2 separate regions of the Homo sapiens genome follow, and region 2 is linked to region 1. A link is a loop called in an ENCODE intact Hi-C map of the cell type or tissue named here. Cell type or tissue: transverse colon. All regions are shown on one strand. Each heading gives the region's core, and the rest is flanking DNA. Links, peaks and the distances in the headings are about the cores only. Region 1 holds the start of LOC105378351 (a long non-coding RNA gene). Region 2 has its middle 78 kb from the start of UNC5B.

The links. A loop is a pair of places that touch in the nucleus more often than their neighbours do. Peaks named below come from ENCODE experiments on the same cell type or tissue, not always from the same donor. Only the 100,000 strongest peaks of a DNase experiment are listed, where the experiment ranks them.
Region 2: a loop joins it to region 1, with 1.8 times the contacts of the local background. A loop is called at or near these places in 3 of 110 quality-filtered maps.

Annotation. Positions count from the first base shown.
Region 1 is chr10:71,003,321-71,006,225 of GRCh38, reverse strand. It overlaps LOC105378351 (a long non-coding RNA gene), which reads left to right and starts at 466. Exons shown (of 3, transcript XR_946048.4): 1 at 466-543; 2 at 1,642-1,750; 3 at 2,456-2,905. RefSeq lists an enhancer at 19-817. In transverse colon, for the core only: no CTCF peak of the experiment used is centred there; no DNase peak of the experiment used is centred there.
Region 2 is chr10:71,133,578-71,136,482 of GRCh38, reverse strand. No RefSeq gene overlaps it. Among named protein-coding and RNA genes, the nearest start is that of UNC5B, 78 kb to the left of the region's middle. In transverse colon, for the core only: no CTCF peak of the experiment used is centred there; no DNase peak of the experiment used is centred there.

The DNA of each region.
Region 1 (2,905 bases), core at 277-2,776:
GAGGGGGCTGCCCGTCCCATGCACATGCATGCCCCAAATCTCCTCTTCTCTCCACCCACAGCCCCGGCCCCATCGGCTTACTGAGAGCCTGAGTCCAGCCCTGAGGTTCAGCACAGATGACTGAGGCCCAGGAACTCAGGCCAGGGAGTCAGGGCTTGCCTGCAGGCAGCGTAGCACTTGTGCCTTTGTTTCGTGGACTGAGAACCAGAGGGAGAAATGGCTTGCCCAAGGTCCCACAGCTACTGAGTGGCGGAGGGAGGGCACTGGAGCTCACTGAGCTAAACCAAATGTCCTTTGCAACATAGTACTGCTATTGGGGTGGGGAACAGTGGCCAGAAGTGCCCATAGGCAGGCCGTGGACTTCCGGGTGGCAGCAATCAAGCCCAGCCCTAACTCGGCCCCAGCCTAGCTGCACTGGCTCCCCCGCCCAGTGGAATGCTTACTGGGAAGTGCAAAAATAGCTGCACAGTGGAGCCATGGCAGCAAGGTGAAGACGGATGGAGCGCGATGGAGAGCCGGGTGAGCGATGAGCTCATTAGGGAGGTGAGCGACGAGCCCACGCACAGGTGTTTACTTAGTGAGCGGGAGCTTGGGAGGCTGAGGACGGACCTGTGCATCTGTCCCACTCTGGCGCTTGGCTCGAGTTTTAGCCCATGATAGGCTCTAGTGTCACCAAGGACATAGGAGAGGCCTGCTCCAGCCTCACCCACCCTGGCTCTGCCCTGGGCTAGGCCTGCTGGGGCCTCTGTCACTCTGGGAACCATATGGGGAACTTCCCCACAGAGGTCAAGCATCCAGGGCTCATCCCCATGAACTTTTTCATCCTTCGTCACCCCATTCCTCATCTCTGAGGCTCTCAAACTCAGCCAGGGCCTGAAGAGCTGAGGAAGGAGCACTGTTCTGGGAGCCCAGAGTCCCAGATTTCAGGTCCGGTGCCTGGCTTCAGTCAGCACAGCACTTGACGGCTGGCAGAGATCATGCAAACAGGATCTCATCAGAACCAGACCCACACTGCGTTTTAGGCAGGTCTGGGACTGTGATCTCCATTCTAGAGACAAGGAAAGCTGAGACCCAGAAGGCGGAAGTCAGCGTGAGATGGGGCTGGGTACACACCCAGGTCTGTGGGCTTCCAGGCCAGTTCCATTTCCTCATCTGATCTCTGCTGCCATATCGCCTGCCCCTCCTGGGGCCTCAGTTTCCCCATTTACACAAGAGGGTTCCCTAAGGGAGCATCAGCTTCCCTCATCCTTCCTGTCACCAGCTCCTTGCTGACACAGCCCAGGAGAGCACAGGGCTGTCAAGAGGGTAAGGCCCCAGCCACAGCCACGGGCCCAGGATGGGCATGAAGGTGCACACAAAGGCAGGGCTGTGGGGATGCCAGTCAGCCTCCACCTGGGACCCTAGGATCTCCTGGGACTGGCCAAACAGGGGGGCCACACAGGGATGGGCTTGGGAGAGGGCAGCTAAGACCAATGGGTGAGTAGAGGCAGAGCCAGTGGGCAGAGGATCTGGGCTCTCAGCTCACAGAGGAGAGAGGAGGCGCCATCTGCCTCCCAGCTTTAAGCTTTTCTCCTTAGGGAGAGTGAGCACAAAGAGAAACCTCTCCTTTCTTCTCAGGTCTCTCATCTTGACCCTTTCCAGGTCAGGTGGGGACAGCCCGGAGTTTTGAGAGGTGGATGAACACTGGTCTGGCTGTGACAGGTGCTCCATCTGGGGCTGCTGGGGAAGGGGCAAGGCTGCCCTCCCCAAGGTAGGTTCCCTGCAGGACGGCCACCTTGCTGCCGGCAGAGCAGGAGCCTGCCTGGCTGAGAACTACCCTACTCCTGATACATGGTCCCCCTCGTCTTGTCTGTCTTTCAGACCCAAATACACGCAGACCTGGCAACAGTGAGAAACAGGACTGGCTTTCTCCTCATGGGGCCATGAAAGGGGCAGGTCTGGCTCCAGGTCACAGAGCAAGACAGTGGCAGAGGCAGGACCAGGGGATGGCCAGGACCCAGATGCTGCCTGTCCACACAGCATGCGGCAGGGACCTGGAAGGGAGCACCATGGGCTCCGCAGCCAGCTGGGCTTGGGGGCAAATCACAGCTCCTGCTTCCCCAACAGGAGGACACAGGCCAAGCTCCCTGAAGGGCGCTCCTAGAAAACAGTCCTCAGGAAAGTGTGGGAGATCACTAACTAGCACCAGTAAAGTAGTCAGGCCCACGGGGAAAGCCTTTGGAACCATCTGGAGCGATCGGAGTGAGAGAGAGAGATGGGACCACTGTTGTAAGAATAGCAGAAGGAGCCACTCATGTCGGAGAAGCCTCCCCGTGTGGAAACGACCCTTGTGTGGGTAACTCAGGGTCCCTTGGGGGCCCTCTTTCTGGGAAGAGGCTGTATTACCTTCAGTTTTCTGCTGCTGGGTCTCTGTTTCCATGATCTTTGCCATTAGAGAAATTTTACTTTCCATCAGGGACCATCTCATCGTGACCCCCCCACGTGCTAACTTCTCTGAGCCCAGTTTCCTGATGAGGCATGGGGGCCACAGGACACAGGCCTGGAAGCAGTGAGAAGCAGTTTCAAGAGGGAGTGCATCCAGGTGCAGAGATCTGGGACCGAGATCTCTTTCTTTGCCTCCCCCACTTCACCTGGGTACCCCTGTGATGGTTACTATTGAGTGTCAACTTGACTGGATTGAAGGATGCAAAGTATTGTTCCTGGGTGTGTCTGTGAGGGTGTTGCCAAAGGAGATTAACCTTTGAGTCAGTGGACTGGGAAAGGCAGACCCACCCCCAGTCTGGGTGGGCACAATCTAATCAGCTGCCAGAGTGGCCAGAATAAAAGCAGGTAGAAGAACGTGGAAATTCTAGACTGGTTTAGTCTTCCAGCCTACATCTTTCTCCCGTACTGGATGCTTCCTGCC
Region 2 (2,905 bases), core at 268-2,767, 130 kb before region 1:
TGTCACAGGAAATGGATTTTCCCTCCCTGGGCCTCCGATTCCTCTTCCATACAAGAGGATGTGGTGGTTGTGGACTGCTCATGTCTAAGAGATGGAAAGTCAGAGTCCTCGAATGAATGGGACATTGATTTCCCTTCGTGCCCCCTGGATGTGCCTGCTGCAAATGTCTGCCTGCTGCCGTGAGGCGGCCTCTGGAGAATGGGCCAAGCAACAGCATTGAATGCCCTGGGGCTGCAACTGGAGGGAGGGCCTAGGCTGGGGAGGGCAACAGAATGACCAGGGGTGACCTCCTCTGGACATTTGGTGGGAGGTCAGGGTGTGATTTGCATGAGTAAAGCACCTCCTGGACCTGTAGCCCTCAGAACAAAATGGAGCCCCTGTCCTGGTTCCTGCCAGGCTGAGGATGGCTATACCCAGATGTGGGGGCCAGGGTGTCCAGTGCCCCATGGTGCTGTGGAGGCATCGGATATCTGGCTGAATGGCCTCTCTTCAGACAGGTGTCTGTGCTTGCTGTCTGAGCCTGGAGACCAGGGAGGTCATTAAGTCTGGGGGGGTGGGGCTTTTCATGCTTCATGTTCTCTCCCACTTCTCTCCTGATTTTTTTTTTCCTTAAGTTTAAAATGTATAACCAATACATTGTTGTGGTAACAGATGACACAATCCAATAATAAAGCAGTTGAGAAAATACCAAATTCACCCTTAAACACACCACGGGCACATACATACACGCTGGTTATATATTTGTTACGGATCGTTTGTCCCCTCCAAAATTCATATGCTGAAGCCCTAAGCCTTTGTGTGGGTGTATTTGAAAATGGGGCCTCAAAGGAAGAAATTAAGGTTAAGATTATAAAGGTGGGGCCCTGATCTGATAGGATTGATGTCCTTGAAAGAAGACACAAGAGCTCACTCACAGAGGCAAAGCCGGGGGAGGACACAGCATGAAGATGGCCGTCTACCAGCCAGGAAGAGCCCTCCCAGAACCCGAATTTGCTGGTACCTTGATCTTGGAATTCCCAGCCTCCACAGCTGAGAAAATAAGTTTGTTTACACAACCTAGTCTGCAGTATTTTATTGGAGCAGTCTGAGCTAAGACAACATGTGTATATAAATAAAACTAAATGGAAATATACTTTATCCTGTAACTTGCTTTTGTCAAGGCAATAGTAAACTTGTAGGCATTCATACATTCTGATGTTTTTCTTCTAATGAAACACCCAGAGACAGGTGCTGTGATACACCCTTGGTTGCGTACACACGTCTCACAGCACCCAGGAGTAACCTGTCATGTGCTCTCCTTGTCTCCTGTACATGATGCCCCTCTCCCACACTGCCTCCTTCAGGCTCTGCACCTGCGGTAATAACCCCGCAGTAGGGGGAAGCTGGGAGGAGCCCAAGTGCTTTGCAACTCTGCTACCAGTTGTCTGTTTGGCCTTGGGCCAGATGCTGCCCACCCTGGCCTGTTTCACCATCTGTGAAGACCCTTCTGTGTCTGACAGACTATGATTCAACATGCACAGGTGTGTACTTTTGAGGGTATTTCCCACAGGTGAGCTGGGCCAGCCCTGATCCTGGGGACAAGGGACTGGTGTTGAAAGCTATGTGACCATGCAGGGGCTGTGACAGAGCTCCAAGCAAGTGGGGGGAGCAGCTGGGCTCACGTCCATCTGAGACCCTGCTCAATTTGGCAGTGGCCCTGAGCGGTCCATGTTCAACCCTCATCCCTTCTGCATGTGGGGCTGGGGCTGGCACTGGGTGGGGCCCAGGGACAGAGAGGAAAGAATCTGAGGACTTGGTGTTCTAGGCCAATTCTCTTCTTTCTAGCTGTGGGACTTCTGGAAAGCCTCTCTGAGCCTCATTTACTTCCTCCTGAAAGTTGGAGCATTGGCGACGCATAATACCCAGGTAGTTATTAAATGCCTTGTTAATTGCAAGGGGCCGTTTGGCTATTTTCTTCAGTATAGAACCTCAGTGGCAGCACCATGGTCTCAGGCAGGGCCCAGCTGGCTTTGTCTCCTCCCTGCTGTGGGTCCTTCAGTAGGAACCATGATAATGGTAAGAGCCCCAAATGCTAAGTCCTCACATGCGTCAGGGACTAAGCTCAGGAAGGGGGTTGCCAGTGGGATGTCAGACAGGCTCCTGCATTCTGGGGCTTGATGCCTGACCTAAGAGGCCAGATCTATATCCTGAGTTGGCAGAGAACTGACAAGTACAAGATATGCTGTTCCAATGGCCCAGCCCTTAGAAACTCAAGGAGATGGAAGGGCACCCAGGCCAAGGAGGCTTCTCGCTGTGGGGTAACACTGAGCTAGGGCTTGAGGGACAAATAGCACTTAGACGTGGGGAAAGAAGCAGAGAGGGGGCTCCTGGTAGAGTGGGGAGGCAAGTATATCCCAGGAGGGCCTGGTGGTGGAAATGACATGGCCTGCTATTCATGCAGAGAGAAGAGAAAGGCTTGTCTCATTAAGTCCTGGTACTGTGGGGTGCCTGGGGCTTGGAGGATGAAAGCAAAACTCCCAGCTGTCCCCTGCTCCTCAGCAGGACTGTCCCTACCCCTCATGCAAAAGGACCACCCCCTGTTCCTGGGCCCTGGTCCTTTAAGCCCTTGCCTCCAGGCAGCCAGTCTACCCTACCCTGCCCTTCCCAGGGTACACGTGCAGACTCTGTCAGAACATCTCAGTCCAAGTCAGTAGAAAATGGCTAAAAAAGTGAATAATAGCAACAAAATCATGTCATTTTGAAAGATGAAAGTAAACACCAAGAGAAACAGCTATGAGCATTAGATGTGGCTGCCTCTGGGCAGCTGGACTAAGGGGCGGGGACGAGGGGGGAGCAGGGGGCCACCCCCTGGTGTGGCTCAGGGAAGGAGATTCTCATTAACTTCAACAAAAATTAACAAATCTCT